Linked DNA regions of Homo sapiens: region 1 is linked to region 2. The links are chromatin loops, found by intact Hi-C in ENCODE. Cell type or tissue: HepG2. All regions are shown on one strand. Links, peaks and the distances in the headings refer to the core of each region. The heading gives the core; the rest is flanking DNA.

Region 1 (11,872 bases), core at 1,687-9,686, 110 kb after region 2:
CCAGGCAGTAGTTCACTAATTTTAAATAATACTTTTAATGACACAATTTTATTAAGCAATTGTGGGCGAGCCCCTTGCAGTATATTACAATGAATTGTATTTGTTCTGAGGATAAACAGGTACAATTTCTTGAGAAAATTGGCACATCATGGAGATGGTATGATTTTCCCAATAACACCAGTAAATCATTAACAAATTAAAAAAAAAAAATAAGGACCTCTATTGCTAGACCTTCCTAGAAACTCTTCCATAGCCCAATAGCAACACTTGCAAAGACAGCAAAATGGATCCAAAGAGAAAATGGTTCTCCTAGACATCACACCAGAATAAAAGTAGGTTGTGTTTTATGAGTGACAGCCCTGACCTTTGGCTCTGTTTCCAAACTAGTTGACCATCTGAAATAATTGCCAGATTGCTTTGGGATTTTTTTTCTGCCTTTTATGTGACAAAGGGATTATTCAGAACCGCAGTGTATAACTCTTAGTAGGTATGCATAACTTTTCGTTGGGTTGAATTCAAATAAGCTAGAGAGTGGGCTGGAGAAGTAAACATGCATGAAAGCCAGTTATTGAGGTGAGAGGGTAGCTATTAGCATGCATTTTCTTGGAGGAGATTAGATTGGAAGTTAGTTTTGAATCAGGAAGAACTGTTTTAGTAGTCATATGGAAATAGTACGAGAGACCATGGAAGTAGGGAAATTGAGTAAAGGAGTCTGGGAGGAACCAGCTCTGCCTGATGAGAGAAAGACATTTGCAAGTGCACGAGGTCCAGTGAGAAAGGCTGACACCCCTGTCCACAGAGCTGCAGCGGGGACAGCATGGAGGAAGGTTCAGTGTTTGACAAAAGACGATGCAGTGTGGTGCGTGAAAGAGAACGGGCTGGACATCAGCAGCTTGGGTCTAATTCCAGCTCAAACAACTTGTGTGATCTTGGTCAGTTTAGCCTTTCTCAGTGTCTATTCCCTCGTCCATAAGAGAATGGGGACTGGGTGATTTTTAAGGTCCTTTCTATCTTTAAAATTCTAATATTTTATGATTCTAAGCCTGTGAACTGAAAATAAAAGTCTAGCCAAAGCAAGTGAGAGGAAAAACGATTTTAACCATTGTATTTTGAATTGATTAGAACAAGAGATGCAGAGGCCAGTCGTGGTAGATGATAGGTGACTTACACAGAACCTGAATCAGAGATTTAGCTATTAAAATGAAGAAAAAGAAACCGATTTTATCTCTATTGTTATAACTGTGGCAGGTTTTGGTGGCTAATTCAGCATGGGACGAAAATAGAAAAAGGAGCTACAACTCTGGGCTCTGGCCCCTGGGAGCAGGGGCTTGGGGATTCTTTCCACAATGACAGCAGATCTGAGTGGGGCCTGATGGTTTCTCTGGGAAGATGATTTTGTTTTCACAATAGGTAGCATAAAATAAAGATGAGCCCTGTAGGGAAAGAGGTCAGAATAACAGGAAGCACTGTGGGACCGCACAAGGGGAGGGAAAGGTAGGTCTGAGGGTATAGATGTTATTGCAGTCCTGGGAGCAGATGAGCTCATCCAGAAAAAGAGAGGAGGCTTTGGTGACAGCGGGTGCTTGGAGGAGCTTGGGTCGCAGGGGCAAAGCCACACTTTGATTTAGAGGGTCCCTGAAAAGGACATACCATATCTAGGCATAGAGGACCTTCCTAAGGCAGAAAGCTATATAGAACCAAATTTCAAACATCGTTTAAAATCTCCAACTGTGGAAAGACCAACTAGGGTTGGAGAAAAAAAAAGTTTGACATCTATTTAAAGCACAAAATTCTTCATAAAAATGGAATAGTAGGCAAAGTAAGAAGCCTGCCTTTCCTCTTGCAAGTTTACATAGGATAATAAATGAGTAAACTTTTTGTGTCATAAAAATTTTGACTCAAATAGACAACCCCCAATTTTCCATAGTTGTGAGGGTAAAAAGTCTTTTAAGAGTGTGGAATTACATCATGGTTTTTTTTTGTTTGTTTGTTTCTCTTTGTAGCATCCTGATCCCTAACAGGTCCACAGCAAAACAACAACAACAAAAATCTTCCTAATAGTATGTTGTTGATCTGGCTGTGGAAAGCATAGACATTTTGCTGTGGGTGAGTTCCACTCTAAAGTAATTTGCTTCAACAGTGACCATTCATACAATTTTGGCTTGTCACTTTCATAGCAATTTATAAATTTTTAAAAGGCAGCAGTAGTGAAAAATGAAATACCATCTTATAAAAAGTATATCTTATTTAGCTTTTATGTAGAAACTGTGCACAGTGCCTTATCCTGGTATTTTGATAAGCTGTTTCTTAAATCCCTTCTTGCAAGGTAGATACCCCTATTCAGAAGAGCAAACAAACTCACATACCAGGTCAAAGTTACATGTAGCGTTTCACAAAAAGCTATTGAATTTGGAATTATTGAGATGATCAGACCAAATGATTTCTTCACCCAGTCACCTTCATTTGTCAAGGTTGTCTAGAGTGACTCTAGACGTTGATATTTTGAGGACTGTCTATTTTGTTAATTCCTGACCAAACAACAAGGGAGGGACAAATTTGAGAATCTGCAAGTCACTATACCTTTGCTATTTAAATATATAAATCAGTGGGACATTTGTGGTGTACCTCCAATATCATATCCCACCTCAAAACACAGTTTAATCAGTCTTTCCTTCACCCACTCACTAAACAATCTATTTCCTAAGGGCCTCTTTCATGGGTTGCTTGTTCACCGTTTGTGTTGACATATTGTTATTGCCAAAGTTCATCTGTATCAAGAAGTCTTTCAAAAATAAGCATATTCCTTGTCAGGTCTTCTCATTGGTTAACACTAATACAGAGGAACCCTTGGATCTCAAACAAATGCTTTTTAATGAGTTTGAAATTCTTCTGAAAACAGTTATCTTTTCCCCTTGAATGCAATGAATGAATCATCCTTGTTATCCATCCAGTCCTGACTATATTTGGAGAAATACATGAAAATTGTACAATTTCCTCAGAAAACTGGGCATTCATAATAAAAAGGAATAGTATAACAGGTTGAGTCATTTTATGAGAATATGTTATTTTGTGACTCTTAAATCTTTATTTAAAGAAGTGCATTGAATACAATATCAAATATAGTCAGTTCATAATTACAGTAGAACTACATTTTATAATACATCTTTCACATGGTTCTCAGGAACACATTCCTCTACCAAAACTCAATTGCACTCACTTTTGGACAAGCCTGTGCTCAGGAAAGGAGAAATGGTTGTTTACCATCAACTTTATAGAAACTGTCAAACTAACTGAAGAAAAGTTTTGCTCCATTAAGAAAATGCACCTCCCTCAGGAGATCGAGACCATCCTGGCTACCATGGTGAAACCCCATCTCTACTAAAAATACCAAAAATTAGCTGGGCGTGGTGACAGGCACCTGTAGTCCCAGCTACTCGGGAGGCTGAGGCAGGAGAAAGGCGTGAACCCCGGGAGGCGGAGCTTGCAGTGAGCCGAGATCGCACCACTGCACTCCAGCCTGGGCGACAGAGCAATTCTCTATCTCAAAAAAAAAAAAAAAGAAAGAAAATGCACCTCCCACTCCTTGCAGGCAGAAACTGTGGTCGATTTGCCATCCAAGATCCTGGGTGCCTGCCATAGTGCCTGGTACATAGTAGGAAACTCACCTAATACTTATCGAATAAATGCAGACAGAGCAAGTAAAATATTTGATGTCTGTATTAAAAGATGCCCTAAAGGGTCTTATCTGAGCAGCAAAAACTGTTCAATGGTACTAATGCTTTATTTGCAGGTAATGGGGAATTCATAATGTAAAATAATATTCCTGTCAATTCTGAATAGTTGCTTATAAAGTGAAGCTCTTAACTGAGCTAAATATTGGCTAATGTAAATAAAATAAATTATAAGTGGGAAAGATATTTTAGATAATTGAACCTAAAACTCTAATTTTATTTAAAAAAAAAAACTGAGATACAGAGGGGGAAAATGATTTTCTGAGGGCATTAGAGATAAAGCCATAGTCAAACAGATCAAGGCCCCAGATCCAGAGTCATTTCTAATACACCACACACTGCCTCCAAAGTTTTTTCATTTCAATTGTTAAATTATCTCAGAAAGAAAAAAATAATACATTAAAGGATGCAGTATGATCATATGATGAGCTTCTTTTCTACGTAACTTTATATTGCTGTTGTAACCTTGGTTTTAAGAAAAGTTAAAGCTCTCTCTTTCCTGATTATTATTAGATTTTTGTGTTCATGAATGTTTTGAAAAATTAATAACTAAGACACTGAATTGAGATGTTTTAAACAAATTTTATTAAATGAAATATTTACAGTCCATCCAAATGGATATTTGTAATTAAAAAAAAATGCAACATTTAAGGAACCTCAACAAGTCTTCAAAAAATTTAGTTTGGGTTTGGGCTGAATATATTACTGGATGGCTTTTGGCTTAAAAATTGCTGTATGCAGAAGTTGGGGAGGGAGGCTGAACAAAAACATCATAGGCACATACCTAGATTATTTAATGAAAAGAAGAATTTCTCCTCCGCTAAAAAAAAAAAAAAAAAGAAAAAAGAATTTCTCAATCTGGAAAAAAGATAATACTAACTGAAAACAAGCTACCATTGGAAACTTAACAACCAGCTAAGTGGCTCCCACTACCATACTGAATCTGTGACCTTGGACTCTAACCAATTATGAAGACCCAGGGCAGCGAGTGAACAAAGCAATTACAATGGGAGTCAAACTATTAAGGAGCCAAGAGTTCAGTAGCTTTATGTCTCTGCCAAGGTATCCCTAGAACACTATATAATAGGAATTGAATAATATTAACATTCCCACATGGTAGTTTAAAACAACTTACAATGTATTCTAATCCAAGCAGATTTTTCATTTTGATGACTATGGGAGTGGTTATTTTATTTTTAGATGTACTTTTACAAACATCTAAATTGAAATAACTGGTAGCATAAAATTGCCAGTGATTTAGCTGGCTATGAACTTGTAACCACATACACTTGGAAGATTTTTCTTTCTCCCTTTAGCTCTCAGGTAAATTTCACTGCATGACAGCATTTCATGCTAGGCAAAGCTCATACAGGAGATGAAAAAGCATGAAGCATAACAAACATCACAAAGCCAGTACAATTACTTGTTTATAAAGAAAAACAAGGAATGTAAGATAAGTGGAAAGGTGCCCGTTGAACGGTATTTTAAATGCCTTCAAGTTAAAACCATCAGGGATCAGAAAGCAGAAGGCAAATTCTAGAGGCTAGTACACCAAGGGAAGAGGCTGATGAATTGCCTTGTGCACGTTTTAATTAAACTATCATCTTGAGAATTTTTTGTGTATTGATTTGCACAGTACTTAAAAAAGCTTCTTTTCCCCCTACCTCCCTCCTTTGAATGTTAAAGCTTTGTGCCTTCAGCCTGACTCTATGAAAAGAAATTACTCATCTTTGGAATTGTTACGGAGGAAAAAAAAAAACACAAATGGGTGGATATGTTCTCCTCTCCTTTTCAATATGTTTAAATTTCAACTGTTCATATAATTATGCTGGCATGTATTTCTTCCTGGCTCTAGTCATGCAGAAAAATTTTAAACATGAGAAATTGGACAACTCTAATGTGGTGTAAAATCTACTTACGCATTGTATTTCTTTCAATATTCGTTACCAATAGTATGCACATTGTTAAAATTAAAAGAAAATGTTAGCTTTTATGCCCTAATGCATTTATGTGATATGCATAGCTGACAAATATTTTATTAATGTTGAAAAGAGGAAGTTTGAAAAATAAAAGAAATGTTAAAGATAGGGGTGGCTTCAGGCAGAGGTGACAGTGACAACCATTTAATAATAATCACCACTTGTATCGCACCAATTAGAAGAGCACTTTACCAACAAGACTTAGTTTCCTAACACCCTTATGAGTTACTTACTCTTCTGTACAGAGAAGTAAACCAATGCATAAATTGAAGTGGTTTTCTCAGGGGCTTTTGGAAAGTCATATAAATAGAGTCAAACAAAAAGCGTTAGGATACTCAATTCACAAGTCAAAATGTGAAACAGGTAGTACGATTTCACTGTTAATCCCTTCTGAATAAGTTAAAAATCTGTGTCTCCAAATTTCCGCCCCCCGCCCACCCCCACCACACACACACACATACACATAAATGCTAAACAAATGGGAAGAAGAATACTTGGCACTAGAGTCTGGGATTCATTAAAAAGGATTATCTCTTTCTGAGGTATCAATTTCTCAATGGTCTCTAAACCATGCAGGTTATGTAAAAATGCAAAATGACTTGATGGAGGAGATTAAAATTCCATGATGTAGATGGAGATGTCCTTCCTCAGTGACTAGATTCTCAGGCAACTATACATATATGTGTATGGGTATGTATGTATACACATATCCAGTCTTTGTGAATAGTGGCCTTGGGAAGACCCTCTAATTTTTAGGGCTTTTTTCTTAGACCACAGACCCTATAGAAAGCCGCACTGCTCTGATGCTGAGATAGTGTTCCTACTTGTTCAAGAGTGAGTTCAAAAGTGAGCCTAGCCACCTAATTTTCACTAGCAGCACAGACTGGAAATGCCCAGCAGGATTACAGCTTTGAGACTCACTCTGGAGTACAACAGACTATCCCGCCCCTCTCAGATCAGACCCTAAAGTCTGTTCTAAAATTGTCCACTGTGGGTGCTGAGAGAAGGGGGCCCAAACATAGCGTGTGTTTCATGTCAAACTAATGGGCTACCCTGGAGAGATTTCAGAGTTCTCATTTGTTTACTCACTTGGGCCCTCAGTCAAGGTCTGATCTTTGGAAGAGCAAATTTTTCCAAATTTTGAATAATCTCTTTCTAGCAAGAGGCTATGAATTCCTTTGTCCATCACTTTTTGGCTACTCGGAGCCACCTTCAACATACCACTCAAAGCTTTTCCTCATTTAACAATAGGCTGTAATATACTAGTTCTGAACCTTTGCTGGGTCATGGACTTCTCTGACAATGTAATGAAACCCACATATCCCCAGAGGAATATGTACATATAGACAGACAGAAGACAGACAGACACACACGTGCACACACACATGCACACATACAGTTTTGCCCACAATCTTAGGGCCCTTCAATGGACCCTCTAACAATTAAATCCAAAAACAAATGAACAAAAGCCAGCAACAACAACAAAGAAACTTCCTATTCTAATAAGTTTGGTGGAAATATGTTAACTAATCTTAAAAAAAGACCATAATCACTATTCCTCATTTTCTTGGTGGATGAAATTTAAATTAATTGAATTTTTAAAATGGCAACAGATGGTTCTCACTTTATTAGATTTTAAATTCATAAAATTATGAGCAATACCTTTTGGTTTGTTCTGTATGGTACAGCCAGGGCCACTATAGAGGCCTGAGCACTCTGTACACTGCACAATTCCAGGGCGCATCATATGCACAGACAACGCTGTGATCAGCACCTTCAGAGTCATGCAACTCGGCATCTCTTATCAATGTTTAACACATGGATATTGAATGGCACCACCCAACAGCACATCAATTTTAGCAAAATGCTATTTCAGTCATTAGCGATTAAGTCTGCTTTGGTTATAATTATTCTCCTCTAAATGGTGACTTTTTTCCTAACGTTTATCTCTGTATGTTAAAAAAAATATAGTATATGTCTAAACAGCCATTAGATCTTAAAGAATATCACTATTACACATAAACTTTTCTTCCTTGGTGAGCTTCATGCTAATAGGGATTTTGTGCACTGCCTTTCAGTGATTTGTCACCACCTTAGCGTCCCTCTTTGTGAAATGTCTGATTATCTGCATATCTGTCTATTAATTTGTTTATCTGTCCGCCTATCTATAGAAATTTTAAACGGTGTAATAACTTTAAGAATAGCGACACTAATGTAGTATTAGATTAAAAGAATGTTACTTTATATGGGTGTAAATGTAATTTAGAGGCACTTAGAGAAAGCTCTATACTTAGCATGATTCTTGGCCAGTGGAGACAGGTTGATCCCACTCATTTTGGGATTGCTAATTTGTCGTTAATTAGGAAGATTGATTCTGTTCTGTGATGCATAGGCCCAACCCCATATGCATTTTTCTGGTTTCCGGGGCACTTCCCTAATTGCCATTGTTGTTTCAAATGTGCAACAATGTCACAGGGCCTTACAAAATAGAAGTGCTTTGTGGCTTCTAAAAAGCAAGCATCAACGTTGTTTCAATTTTGTTGTATGCCATTAAGATTATGCTGGTGTTATTTTGAACAAACTTCTGCTTCATTCCATTCCATATTTTAAAAGTTACAACACAAAAGCTGTATTCTGATTTGAATTTTAAGTGAAAGAAACGCCTTGGTAGCAAAAATTCTTTACTCTGTTGTCTTGAAGTAATGTCAGCCTCAGATACAGTAGTACACCCATCAAGGTTGTGCTATTCTGTACAAAACAGCATTTATTTTCAATATGTTAACTGTTTGTTTGTCTTCCCCCATGATATACTGAGTTTGCTGCTATAGGCTTTTTTCTTCTCTCCTCTCTTGGCTGATGACAAATTTTAATCATTTGACTGTCCTTCACGACAATTACTTTAAGATGAGTTATATTTTCTTTATTGGAATGAAGTCAGGGAATCTATCAAAACTAGTGAAAGGAAATTTTCTAGGAATGTTTTCAAACATAGACATTAGGAATGGGCTGAACCAATACAGAAAAAAATGTGGAAACTTGGGAGTGTGAAGGAAACCACTTACTCACTGCAATTTTGATGCCTACCATTGCCAGGCAGGTAACTCAGGCAACTTTCGAACTACGTGGTTTATTTCAGAGTGGTGGAAACTGGGTAATTAAAAACAATATCAAACCCACAAAGAGAGGTCTAATTTCACTTTTGTATTTCACCTGCTATATAATGTGATAGATAAAATAACTCATGTTTGTACTTATAGAAAGATGTGCGTATATATGATGAGCATACATGAACAGTATATGTTTACATTTAAAGTTAGTGTCCCAGTCTTGTATCTTTCCTCTTCTTTAACAACCTTGGTATTTTGGCAAAGCTTTCGTCATTTTTTTTGCTTATGACTTCAGAAACAAGTTGGAAATTCTTTTAATGGGCTACTTTTAAATGTGCTAAACATAACCTCAGAAACAAAACAACAAAATAAATTAAAAACCTAGACGCCGAGGACATGGGAATGAGGAATGAGCGATAATGCATATCGCTCATCGAGGGTCTTTAAACCTATATGTTTGCACCTTGTCAGCGTAACTTACAGCTTTAAGTGCATAAAGGAAGAGCCTTTGGTTGTGCCTTTACCCATGGCTTAGTGACCCTTGCCAGCCTCAGTGACCTCTCCTGGTATTACTGGGAGTTCTTTGGTGGTACTTTGGCAGCTCCTTTTTATTTCTGGGTGACCCTTAATGTTTTATATAACCATTCCTTGTGCAATCAGCTCTACATATCTCTGTGGTTTATTCTCTGTGGATAACTTTTTTTTTCTCTCTCTCTCTCTTTTTTTTTTTTTTTTTTAAGACTGAGTCTCACTCTGTCACCCAGGCTGGAGTACAGTGGTACGATCTCACCTCACTGTAACCTCTGTCTCCTGGGTTCAAACAATTCTCCTGCCTCAACCTCCCAAGTAGCTGGGATTACAGGTGCCCACCATGGCAGTCGGCTAATTTTTGTATTTTTAGTAGAGATGGGGTTTCACCATGTTGGCCAGGCTGGTCTCGAACTCCTGACCTCAGCTGATCCACCCACCTTGGCCTCCCAAAGTGCTGGCATTACAGGTGTGAGCCACCACACCGGGCCTCTGTGGATAACTTTTAATCCTCAACTGATTTCTTCTTGACAACCGATATTTTCTGCTGAGTTGTCACCTCTGTCATCAATCTCTGTATGTTTAGAAAATCCAAACCAATCCTAATATTAGCCCACATCAAGTATAATTGGAGAAATAGGTTTGCTGCCTCCTTCAAAACCACATATTCAGTCTGCCCACTAATGTTCCTTAAGCATCTACCATTGCATAAATACCTGCCATGGTGCCAGGAGCTGTGCTAGGTGAGGTCTATTCAGAAGTGGGACAAAGCGGACCCTCTGCCTTCATGGTGCTTCCAGTTCAGAATCAAATGTAAATGACACAAGTACAAAACTATTACATCAGTTGTTTAGAACTTGGAGTGTATTCTCCCTGAAGTTTAATGTTATAGTTATATGCAGAGGCCCAAACATGCCCACAAAAGCCTACACAATACTCTCGTACAAATTTCATCTCAAAATGTAGGGAAACTCCATACAGTTGGGGGAGAAAATAAAATCTAAAATGAGAAAAATAGTTGCATGCACAAGGAAGTTTATACTCCATACCCACAGGTCAGAGCAGACTGCCTTGGCCAGAGCTGATATTTATTGGTCTTTGGAAGGGAGCTCTTTCCTTTCTGGTTCCTCCACTTCTTCCTTCATCTTACTGACTCACTACAGTGAAATTCAGCTGTTGAAAAGAATGAGACACATGTAAGTAACATGTCTTTAAGTTGAGAGATTTCTTATATTGATATGAATATTTGATTGGTAATATGTCTGCAAATATTTATAATGCTAAGCGCTAGAGAGACATCAGCAAACCAGAGTTGCAACCCTGCCCTCATGGAGTTTCCAGTCTATTGAGGAAGACAGAAGAGTTATATAATTAGTTATTGTTTGTTTTTATTTAAAATGTTTATAATGGAATAATCTATGATCATTTAGACATGAACTGTGAGTTATTTTATTTTGCTTTTCTTTCTTTCCCTTCTTTCTTTTTTTGATCTTTTTTTATAAGCAGTGCCACTCATTTTCCAAGAGCGTATGAGGGTTAATGGTGCAGTCCTCAGCCATCCAGAATGAAGGAATTGGCCCACAGGGGAAGATAGAAGATACTATTTTCAATTGGTTCTAACTAAGCCAAGAAAAACAATATTGACTGTGTTCTAATCATACCATTCTTTAAAAAATATCTAAGTACTCTTCTATGTTATCTAATTGTTCCTCAGAAGACTCTTCTCAAATATGGGTCACATCTTTTTAAATCTCCACTTATATACAAGATTAGGTAACAGAGGGTACATAAACTCTCTGACATTACTTAGAAGAATAGTTTGCATACACACACAGGTAGTATTTGGTACTTTTTCTTAAATCACTTCTTATGAAGAGGCAGTAGGATACAGTAGAAAGGAGAGATTTTGGAACATAAAGGATGTGAGTTTGCATCTGGCCTCACTATTAACTATCGGTTTGGACCTGAACTTGGTCCCTCAGCTTCCTCATCCATCAAACTGGGATAATGATTTTGATTCAGAATATTACTGTGAGAACTGTATGACAGTTGGTAGGAGCTCCAAAAAGTAACTCTTGTTACTGTTGTTGTTTTAATTGTTGTTATGTCACATTTTCTGTTCTCCGTCTATTCCTGGAAAAACCCTGTACATTTTTCTGCATATGGTAGGAGATTAATAAATAGCATTATTTAACAGATAGCACAGAAAGTGAATTTCAGGAATTTCATACTCCCTTTCTGCAAATAGTTCATCTTACTATTATGCAACGTTTTTGTTTTTCATAAGATTTTTAATGCTTTTGATGCTGGAGTATTTTCACAGAGGCATTCTGAAAATAAAGACAAATGCCTCTGGTAATTTGAGCACTTCATGGCTTCTAAATGATGGTGGTTTATGTCACAGCAAAATGGTCATGAAAACCAGAAATCTTGGCCGGCTGTAAATATTTTTTTCAGCAGTATTTTTTCCTTCCTCTAAGCATTTGTTTATTTATGTTATTTATCAAATATTTAAATTTAAATACCT
Region 2 (11,872 bases), core at 2,551-10,550:
TCTTCTGTAGGAGATGTGAGAATGAGACTCATATATCATAACAACTCATTTTTGTATAATTTTCCATAAAAACCATGACCGTTGTGTCAAACTATTAGGTGAAAGAGATGGGATCCATTCATACTTTCTCTTTTAGGGTCTTTATTTCAATGGCCAGCCTCAGCCCAACTTCAAGGCTCCTAATTATAACATTTACCAGTTCAAAGATTAACCTCCTGAGAGGGGCATTCTGGGCTCTTGGTAACTTGATCAGGTTGGTCTTCTCTTGGTCTCTCTCCCTTTCTGGTTCTTTGTATCACAGGAGGGAAATGATGGTATCTGGCACATTCCTAGGATGACTTGAAGATAGCAGCCTTCTGTGTTTAGGGCTGAAGGATTGTGAACTCTGTTAGCTGAAATGCCACTCTAGGGAGGTGAACAGAACATTAAAAAAAGCTTTAGCTCTAGGTAGTGTAGTGCAAGTTGAGTCAAATTTGAGAGCTGGGACTTGAGTGGACATTTGTCCCTGCCTTCTACCTTAATAAAATATGAGTGTTAACTGTGGAAAAGGGCATTTGAGAGATCACTAAAAATGAATCATTAGAGTGCCCAGAAGAGCTTTATTATGATGTACTGTGAATAACTTCAGAACATACTCTGTACTTTTATATGTGCTTATCAGGTAACTGAGTAACAAGTACATTCTTTTATCCTGCACCACAGAGATTAAGCAATCTGCTGAATTATAATGGCAGAGGAATGTACTTTTCTACTAGGGTCAGTCAGTATCCTTTAGAGAATTCAATGGGAGACTTAGGAGAACAGAGATCCTTTCTTAAATATTTTAAAATTGGTAAGCAATATATATATATATTTCAAATGACAATGAATTAAATATATATATATATATATATTTTTTAAACGAGAATAACCACATTTAGTGAAGAATAGGCTAAAAGTGTTGGAAGCTTTCATTCTCTTCTGCTATAAAGGATTAGACTGTTCCAGTCAATAAACAAAGCCATTTTATGGTTCCTAACGGGTAAATTGAGGGGACTGATTTGGTCAAGGACCAGTATGAGGATGTTTCTGTTCAACAGTTAACAGGATTCAACATGATATGGAAAATACAGGCGTGCAAAACTATACTACGACACTCACATTGCCAGCTAAAGCCTAAAACACAGCCACATTTACATATGTGTCCATCTGTCTGTTTTTACACTTTATTTTTCCAACCAGTGGGTGAAGTGGTTTTCATCCAAGCTGCAGTCTGAATTTTTTTTTTCACCCACCACTTTCCATTATATCATATAGATGCATATTTTAAAGTGCATGTTATTTGTCTCTGGACGCACATTTGCACAGCCTTGGCTGGGTTTTCCTTTCTCTTCTGGAAGGTTAGCTCATCTCTGCAGGCCTGTCTGCTTTGCAGCTGCCTGTACCAGCCAGGTTGTCTCGGGATCACTGAGTTAGTGAGCAGTTTGTTGCCTTCTCCAGGTTGTAGAAATCTCCCATCACAGGCCAGCGTGGAGCTGCAGCAGCCACAGTCTGGGCTGGCCAAGCCAGTGAGAATGGAAGTGCTTTCGGTCTCTTCAGTGGAGAGCCTGCGTAAATCCTGTGTAAATAGAGGGAGGATAACAAAGAATGAGCCCCTGCAGCTCCGAGCATTTGGAGCCATTTGAGGCTGAATTTGCTAAATGCTGCTTATACCGCCTGAAAAGTTGAAGAGAAAGGAGCATAAAATCCCCTCTTTTTTTCCCTTTCTGCTCATACCCCGGGGGGAGGGTGTTCAGGACCAGGGAAGCCTGAGGTAAGCCGATGAAGACTTGTTTTTTCAGTGCCCTTTTGAGTGTGAAAAAGGTGGCCTGGGTCACTGTCCTCTCTTTAATGTCGGAAAACCCTCACAGTTAGTAAATGTTGCATGTAAACGAAAGCATTTCATCTCTTCTGCTTCCCTCCATGCTAGCGGGCCATGAACTAATCACTTGAAAAATCACAGAAAAATTTCACTTTAACATGTCCGGACAGTTAAGCACAGCAGGAGAGTAAAAGAGATCAGTAATTAGCAGGTCTCACTGCTGGCCCCTCATCCTCCCCGTGTTTCTGGGTCTACAGCCCCCTCCCCTCAACTGATCTGATGTGAAAAAAAGGTAAATTGCATGTAGGAAAAAATTTACTTTGCTGATGGTTTTTGGAAAGCAAGTTTTGCAAGGCTGTATTCTAAAGCAGAATTAAGCAAAAGCTTCTTCTTCTTCTTCTTCTTTTTTTTAATCTCATTTGAAATCCTGATGCAGGTTTCTCAGTGGGGTGCCCTAAATTAAACTCCTGGAAGGTAGTCCCTGACAACCGCTGAAAGAAAATACCTTTTGGCTCTTAGTGTGTTGTAATCCTGTTTTCAAAGTACTATATTTAAGAGGAAAAGGGCATAAAGAAGTGATGACGGAAAATTAGTCCATAAAATACCGTGTGTTGCAGTTCCATTACTACATTATACTTCATTTTTAACTGTAATGTTTCTGAATAACCCAAACAAGCTGGGCAGTGGGCAGTTCCCTCTCTCCTAGCACTCTCTCTTCCCTGTTGGAATAGGGCAGAGTTGAGGTGGAGGGCACCATTTCTATAAGCAGTGTATGACATGTGTCTCACATCATCTCTGCATATATGCACACAGTGAAACACTGGGTGGGTGATAACCTAGTGCCGATAGGGCAGGGAGAGTGGAGGGAGGGAACCTAAGGCTTGGTGACTACTAGAAGCCAGGGAATCTCTTTCCTGGGCGCTTTCTTCAAAGCAGATTTGTTCTCATCAGGTTCTAATTAATATATCTAGAGGCTCTTGATATCAAACTGTACATTTCACTAACATTTGAGTGTTTACTCTTTCTCAGGGCTTGGGAATCAGAAACGCAAAAGCTCACAGACAGACAAACTAGCAAAAGCTCACAGACAAACTAGTAAACAGATAAATTGCAAGAAGAAAAGTAAATAACAGAGGTAAGAACAAACTGTTGAAGAAGTAGAGAGCATAGCACACTAGCTCTGTTAATGGGAGCCGGGGAAAGCTTTATGAAGGAGATTCCTTTTTCACTAAGTTTTAAAGGTTCAATAGGAGTTTGCTAGTAAAGAAGAATGGGAAAGGAGGAAAGAAAAATGAAGAGAAAGGGCATTCAAGGCCAACAGGAAGGATTAAAGGTATGGAATCTTGAAAGATCCCTTGGCTCAGAAAAGTCTTTAAAATTCAGCAGATGTTTCTGCTTCAAAATCATATTTAATTTGAGCTTTAGATCCACAGGAAATAATCATAAGCCTGTAGATAAAGGGTAGGCTCATATTGGATACACTCATCTGTGCAAAAATTATGAGATGCTTGTTTCTCGGTTCATATTTAATTTTAAGTGTACTGTCATCCCGTGTCTCTCTAGGACATAAATGTGAACATACAGGGCCTCTCTTTTGGCATTTATTTCTTTAGCAGAGAGGGCAAATCCAGAATTTAGCTTCACCCTTCACATCTTCTTCTCCCAGCAGCTTGAGGAAAGGAATAGAGGAGGTGAGCATGGGCTTTGGAGGACACTTTCTGTGTGGCCTTTGACAAGTCATCTAATTTCTTTGAGTCTCAGTTTTCTTATCTGTAGAATGGAGATGGTTTTATTCATTTGTTGTGAAGATTAAATAAGGATTGGAACATCGCAAGTGCCCAATGGAAGTTACTTGTGGTAATGATCATAATGAAAGTGACAACAGTGTGGATAAAGAAGAGACGGGCCAGGCACAGTGGCTCACGCCTGTAATCACAGCACTTTGGGAGGCCGAGGTGGGCAGATCATGAGGTCAAGACATCCAGACCATCCTGGCCAACATGGTGAAACCCCGTCTCTACTAAAAATACAAAAATTAACTGGGCGTGGTGGCACGCGCCTGTAATCCTAGCTACTCGGGAGGCTGAAGCAGGAGAATCGCTTGAACCAGGGAGGTGGAGGTTGCGGTGAGCCAAGGTTGCGCCACTGCACTCCAGCCCGGCAACAGAGCTAGTAGGACTCCATCTCAAAAAAAAAAAAAAAAAAAAAAGGAGGGGACGGTGTTCTAGAGATAGAGAACTGGTTACTGAAAACACCTACGAACTATAGAAATTTGCATATGTAAATGTATATATGTATCCGACTATAGGCAAAAACATTAAGTTCATCTACAAATATATTTCAATAATTGTGCACAAATTGAAGTATTTTAAATAGTGACAATTTAATTTACATAAATTTAGGTTTAAAATAGCATATAACACATATAAGTATCTTTATATTCATAAGTATACCTACTTCCTGGAAATGGGTTGTCTGGAAGATATCAATATTGATATCTGTCTACCTATGTTTGTGTATATATAAAATTAGTGAACTTACATTGTGCAAAATGAAAATGTTAATGAATATGGTAAATTTTTATTGCTACAAAAAGAGACAGAAAAAAAGTCTTGTTCCTCCAGATGAGCTATCATTCTTTATTTCCTTGACATATATTTTGTATGAACATATTTAACTATTAAACCTGGTCTAGAACTAGGGAGAAATGAGAATTAAATAATGTACCACAAGTTCCCTAAAAGAAGTACCAGTACTGTTAACCAAATACATATTAATTTGTCTTATTTCTCTGAAGAGACATGGCTGAGAGGTCAGTTTTAGGTGTTTGTTTGACAGTGTGCCAAATGTCGCAGAAGCATTATTCTATTATTTAAAAAGTGACTTTAAAGGATGTGAATATATCGTTGTAATCACAGTTCTATGAAGTTTTTAATAGTACTGCACAGTGATGACATCAAAGCCCATGAGATCCTACTTCATGGACAGTAGGCTCAAATATTGGTAGCATCTCTGGACTCTGAGGGTCAGTCCGGTGCTCTCCATGTCAGAGTCTTCACTTGGACTGTGTTAAACCAGTTATGAAAATTCTGAGTCTCAAATATAATTAAAGCTCTTGCAGGAACTGGCTGACTTCTGGAGAAGAGTTAGCACATTTCTATTTGAAGCCAACTTGGACCAGGTCTAGCTCAGTCCCAACCCCAGGGTCCCAGAACTAATCTGTTCTCTGTGCTTAGACCTTTTCCTATAGAATCAAGCATTGTTTGGATCTGCCATTGATAACAGTGTTCAGACAAGGTGATGCTTTGAAAAGTAAAAGATAATTTACAGTGTTAATGTGAGAATACCAGTGGTGGTAGCACTGACTTGAAGTTGCCATGCCTGGACTCCAATTTATCCTTGACCATGTGTAGCTGTGGCATCTTGGGCAAGGATTTAATCTCCTGGCTTCAGTTTCCTCAATGGTAAATGTCAGTTTTGGCAGGGATGGGGTAAGTAGAAGAAGTTGGACTAGGACTGTCTTGGTTGTTGCAATGTTTTTCTGATAAGACAAGGAGAAAGAAGGCCACATCCCTGTGGTATCAGACTCATCATAGCACATCATCACTGCTTTTATCATTTTTTCATTCCAAATCATGTGCTTGATATTCAAAATAAAGATTTTTGGCTAAATGGAATAAAGCAATATGCCAAAAGATGAATCTTTTTGCCTGGATGGTTGACTTTTTCCTTTCTTTTTGAGATAGGGTCTTACTCCGCTGCCCAGGCGAGAGTGCAGTGGTGCAATCACTGCCCACTGCAGCCTCGAACTCTTGGGATCAAGCCATCCTCCCACCTCAATCTGCGGTGCTCACCACCATGCCTGGCTAATTTTTTGTAGAGAGAGGGTCTCACTATGTTGCCCAGGTTGGTCTCAAACTCCCAAGCTCTAGCAATCCTCCCAAACAGGCCTCTCAAAGTGCTGGGATTACAGGCATGAGCCACCATGCCAAGCCTGCCTAGGTAGTTTTTATGACCATGAATTTTATGAATGAGAATTTTCTTTTCTTTTTTTTAAGCTTTTTTTAAATCTTTTTGTAATCCCAGGTGCACATATATTTTGTATGAACATATTTAACTATTAAGCCTGGTCTAGAACTTAGAATTTAGAATCAATTCTAGAACTAGAATTTAGAATCAATCATCTGAGGATCCTCTCATAGTGTGCCGACGTCCTTCCTTGATTCAGTGGATACACAACTATGGATATGGATATTTGCCTACACCCAGATGCCGATGGTATCCCAGGATTTAGCTTCCTGCAGTTAGACACTCTCATTATTGCTCTTTTAAGTAGGTGTATGCTGGAGCTACCTACCAGAGCAATGTTGTGTTCTGAGCATAATCTGCTCAGCTAAGGAAAGCATGCGTGACTTCCTTGAGAGCATAGGTGTAAATCCAGCTAGAGATGCTCTCAAAATGCTTCAGAGTCTTAAGACAGAAGGAGGACCCAGGGATTAGATTCAGGCCTTCAGACAGCAACAAAGGAGGACAGCAAACCAAGGGGATGTTCTCTGTGCTTTATGGCAGTGGTTCTCGAGCTAGAGTGGGCATCAGACCCACCTGCAGGGATGATTAACAGGGCCCCACACCTAGAGTTTCAGATTCAGTAGGTCTCAGCTAAGACTGAGAATTTGCATTTCTCACAATTTTTTAGCTAGTGCCAATGCACAGAGCCAATGTTCTATAGCTTCTTTCTTTCTGTTTAACCCTTACTACCAGAAGACTAGGATGGGGATTTAGAACACCATGGCTTTCCCACAGTGAATAAGGCCCAGGCCAGATTGCAGTTACTCACTGTGGCTGCTAACCTCATTCATGGGAGTAAAGTAGGATTTTAATTACCTACCTGTTCCTGAGGCTGCATCTCATTTCAATTTAGATAATCTAGTCAGTGGCTTCCCAAAGCCAGTTAAAGCATCAGTGATACTCTGATTGCATAAGCAAACCCAAGGAATTGTTGAAATTACAAATTCCTTTTTCCCGCCCTAGGACATTTTGAATCAGTAGGTCTGGGATGAGGCCTGGGGACCTGTGTTTTTAACAATCTCCTCTGATCATTTAATCCACTTCCGATTTATCTGTCCACAGGCCTTGAGTCTTCCTTTCCATGGTCACACACAATATGTTTCACTAATGCACATTTATTTTGAGTATGTTTACCCAAAACTTAGACTATGCCCTTGGTCAAGGGATTAGCAACCTTTCAAAAGAAGCATGCCCAGTATTTCTTTATATAGCCTTTCATCATCAGAGGTGGCAATGCTGATGGAATGGCCTTTGGTTTAGCTCTGCAAAAAAGCCCTGTGGGTACTCAGCTCTTCAAAGAAGCTCTGTTCCTGGCATGTTTAGAAGTTACTGTGTGCACATACGTAACCCACTCAGCTGTTCCAGAGGAACAAGACCTTCACCCTTTAGGTATATAGTGTGTGCAGTTGCCCCACCGTGGGGGTTGGCAAAAAGTGGGGAGGGCCCTTGCATAAGCTCATTGATAAGTTCAGTCATTTACTCACCCAACCAACAATCACTGGTTATGTGTTCTGAGTCAGGCATGGAGGTATCTTCTCATAATCAAAAGATAAGCAAGAAACAGTTAACTGCCCGCAAGGATTCCACAATTTTGAATCCTAACTTCAGATGCTATCTCCTTACCTCATTTGGCACGTGCATTTGTGCTGGTATACATACCTTTTTCAGCACATAAACTCATTTGGCACATGTGCCAAGGATTGCCAACTATCTTATACACACAACCACACACACACACACACACATACACAGCCTTAAAACAAAAAAAAAAAAACACCAATATCCATGTTGAGTTACTAACTCTAGCATCAGCTGCAAAATTTTATTTTAGGTTGCAGTTCACGCAGTTGTCTTTCAAAAATTTTCGTTATGCTGTTGTTAGTTCTCTGTGCTGGATTTGGTCCACAGTCCATTGGAGGAAAAAACAATTGTATTTATTGTTGTGTTTGGGAGAGGAAAATTCCTCTTTTTATAGAGGTATAAACATATATTAGTTTAAAATTTTGTGTCTAGTATGTAGTCATTAATACAAAACTAGACACATTATTGTTTATAATTATTTGTTACACTGGATCTAAATTCAAATATTTTACATTTATATACAACGGGTTGCTTTATATTAAAATTTATGTGATGCTCCTGTCTTCTCCAGTTTAAGTCAGTCATCAAAGGATGCTCAATCTAGCTATATTTTTTCTTGCACTAAATATAGTGAATCATAAAGTTCGAAGGTGTTACCAGCCCTCTTTGCTTTTAAGAAAGAAAAGATGCACTGTGGAAATGCTGTCTCTCATTTTTAAGGTCATTGATTGGGTTAAAAAGGCAAATGACTTTTTTCATTGAACTTCCTTCAATTAAGCCATTAACCTTTTAAAATAAGTGCATTCAAAAATCTATCAAAAAAAGCTAAATGAGATTTTAACAAAATCCTGACAATTTCAGCTTAAACATATACACAGAAACCATATGTGCTTAGAAAGAAATATATACACACAGGCATTGTTTACAGAGTGTGTTTTTATATTTGGAAGACACTGAAGGAAGAGTTATTCCATACATACATTATCTGAAATGTACATTCAGATAGCCTACATAGATTTCATATTACACACAAAGATATCTTTATCCATGGTAGGTAGACAGACAGACTGACTGACTTCAAACTTGCACTTGCAGTGTGGATTTTTTTTCCTCATCTCCGGGTACTGCTTTTCAAAATTGCCTCAGGCTACAGAACAGCACCTCAGATCCCCAAGGCCCACTGCCTGGCTCCTAATAGCCACTCTCCATCTGTGTCACATGAACAGCTGATGAGATCGCTCCAGTGTCTGTATTTTGGAGAGCACATCCACCCAGGTTAAAATGCTAGGGTTGCCAAGGAGCAGTCAGAAGCCATTAGTGTGGGTGAGAATTTGCCTTGCAGCAGTTCCTTGGCATGGTGGAAAGCGTGTGCACGTGTCCCTGCACGAGCTTGGGTGTGCGTGTATGTGTGTGTGTCTCCTTGTCCAGGCGACACTCCGGTGTACATGGGTGTGCAGGGAGGGTGACAGATGAAAACTAGACTGTATATTATCCAGTATTGAAAGAGTCAAATGCCTTTTGTTTCACTGTATACTGATTCGGTCTTTGACTATATGGGGTCCCTTTTTTCTTATCATAACAGAAGGCAAAGAAAAAGAGAACAGCAACTTCGGGGTCATGCTCTAGTGTTTGGGCAGATGGAAGGGAGCTGCTTTGCCTTGGGGCAGGGTGGTTGTAATGAAGTGGCCTGTCAGTCTGTAAATAGTGAGGGTCATCTCTTCCATGTGATGGAGGGTATCGCATTGCAGTGAAAATGGAAATGTCAATAAAATTAATCTGCCAGCTCTTTGCTGTGGCTTTTCTGCTTCTCTAGTCAAAGAAAGTTGAGGGTTTTTTGGCAAGAAAGGAAAAGAACAGGTACAGGGAAGCCCACAGAGCAGACCCAGAAGTTAGAAGGCAAGTGGCCCAGTGGGCAGGATGGCTGTGCTGTAGCATAGTCCGAGAGGAGGGAGCAGGTCTGGGAATGAGCTGATGGATCTCTAGTATTCCTCAGAAAGCTACAGAGCATCCAGCTCAGGCTACATTGAGCACAGAGTTTATTGTTTTAGGCTTTCTTGGACAAGGTTTTTACTTAGCATGGGATTTATGGCATTTACTGCTAATGAATGTCTATTCTTAAATTACAAAAACCCCCATCTCAGTGCAATTCCCAGATGTCCTTCCAGGACCCTGGCTTCTTAAACACCAGCAGGGAGCATAAACTCTCCACTTCTCTGTTTTCCTCTTTCGTGTGGCTCCAGGCTAATGATGTGCAAGGAAAACACAGCCATCTATAAAGCCCCAGTGCTGTCCCCGTATTCTTCATTTATTTTGCATTTGATTATGCCACAAGTCGGATCTTGTTTCTTTCCTTTTTTTAAAGTTATTAGTTCAAATATTAATGTAGGGATATGGCATATATTGCTGCTCTTGATTGATGCCTTCCCAAAAACAGGAAGACGTGCTCGTATGAATTTTAAGAAAGTAGGGGTCCTGCAATGCCTTGCCAGAAGAGTTTTTCAGATACATAATTTAGATGCCCTCCAGGCAGGCTTTCAAGGCATTTTTGCCAGAGGGCAAGAAAAAATAACTATGACTGTTAAAAGTAAATGATTTTTGCTAATGCACAATTAATGCCAGAGAAAAGCACAGAAGAGAAAGATGTTGATAGAAACTTCTGATTAAGTGAGCACCCTACCTTGATGTGTATCTTTTTTTTTTTCATGATAATGATCAGTGGTGCAGAGAGCTAAAAGTTTTCATGTCATGCAAATGCCGAGTGCAGGGTCATATGAGAAGTGTGCGAATGTGCGTGCTTAGGAGGTGACAGCTCTAGGAGGGGCTGAGCAGGCAGTGCGTTATGTGCAACGAACAGTGACACAGTTACTGTCACCTATGCAGGCAGCCTAGAATATATAGACTACAGAACATTTAACTTGATTACCCTACAGTATGTGTTCACTCTGGGCATGGGGATGCGTTTCCACTGAATAGGTTTTCTGATGGCGGTTTTCCCACATTGGATTCCATAATTGACAAAGAGCTACTGCACTGTGTCAAGTGCACAGTTATAATTGAATTAATGATATGGGCAAGTGTGAGACACACAAAATTAACATTTGAAGAGGCCTGGTTTAATTTTGTCTTTTACATATTTGTGTCTCCAATTATACTTTAATGAAAGAGAATATACTCGCTTAATGGATTTCTTTCAACAAGCTTAGCTGAGCTCATCATTAGCTGCACTTGTTGTTGGCACCTTGCGATGTTTTCTCTAATGTATTTTTATTTCTTTCTACTAGGGGATGGTTTAGACAACAGTGTAGCTTCACCTGGTACAGGTGACGATGATGATCCGGATAAGGACAAAAAACGCCAGAAGAAAAGAGGCATTTTCCCCAAAGTAGCAACAAATATCATGAGAGCATGGCTCTTCCAGCATCTCACAGTAAGTCAAGATGAAAGAGAAAAAAAAAATAGTTTTTGTTGTTTTGCTAGCAAGTTATACGGTCTCATACTGATTTTTTTTTAAACTAAGGTGCCTATTTTCTTATTCTTGAAATCTGATGACTAACAGACTAGTTAAAGTTTTTTTTTTCATCAACTATTACCATCCAAAGAGCACCCTCTAGAAAGTAGCAGGTTTTTGTTTTAAGAAGCTGGGAATGGACTTTATTTAAAATGATCTAAGACCCTAAACAGCATATATAAGTAAATTTGTTATTTATGCTAAAAGTATGAGAGCAACTTCGGATACTGCAACAGCAACCAAGGGAAATGGCTGTAAGGAGCTCACAAATCCATAAACGTTGCTGATTACACTGTTAACGAAAGCTGTCTCCTCTAGGAGGCCAAAAAAAAAAAAAAAAAAGCACCTTGCCACATGCATGTCCAAGCTCACAATATCAGGTGCAGCTTTAATTGCTGAAGCAGTTTACAAATATGTCATGTATTTATATGACAAATTCAGAAGGGTTATAGGTGCTGTAATGCCTTTGTTTGCAAGGTGGACATTAAAGATTCTTTTTTTAGCTGCTCAAGTCCATTATCTTAAAAGCTAACCATGTTCACTTCTGGAAACGGTTTTACTATGTGAGACATTTTAAAAGTAACAATTTATCTTTATCTTCCTGTTTGCAATCCTTGTATGTGTGGATACATACTGTTGACTCTAAGACTCTTATGACAAAAAAATTACAATATATTTTTACAGATAAACTAGGCATGCTTATATTTTACTGTTCATTTGGAAATTCTGGGAAACCAGTAAAAATTTCAGAGGTTGCTTCTTGCTATAATATTGTTTTCAGGCCATTCTATTTAGGCTAATACTTAAAAATAGAGTAGCACATTGAAAGCTGAAGGTCTTCTTTGATTATCCAACTTGTGTGTTGCCATGCTGAA

Evidence for each region. Hi-C counts contacts between places; a loop is a spot of excess contacts. Peaks named below come from ENCODE experiments on the same cell type or tissue, not always from the same donor. Only the 100,000 strongest peaks of a DNase experiment are listed, where the experiment ranks them.
Region 1: a loop joins it to region 2, with 2.1 times the contacts of the local background. A loop is called at or near these places in 2 of 110 quality-filtered maps.

The regions. Positions count from the first base shown.
Region 1 is chr15:36,927,885-36,939,756 of GRCh38, reverse strand. All of the region lies in intron 9 of MEIS2 (Meis homeobox 2), which reads left to right. Among named protein-coding and RNA genes, the nearest start is that of MIR8063, 39 kb to the left of the region's middle. In HepG2, for the core only: no CTCF peak of the experiment used is centred there; no DNase peak of the experiment used is centred there.
Region 2 is chr15:37,035,858-37,047,729 of GRCh38, reverse strand. It overlaps MEIS2 (Meis homeobox 2), which reads left to right. Exons shown (of 12, transcript NM_170675.5): 8 at 10,771-10,916. Among named protein-coding and RNA genes, the nearest start is that of MEIS2, 59 kb to the left of the region's middle. RefSeq lists enhancers at 1,142-1,734, 1,735-2,329. In HepG2, for the core only: no CTCF peak of the experiment used is centred there; a DNase peak (open chromatin) is centred at 7,169.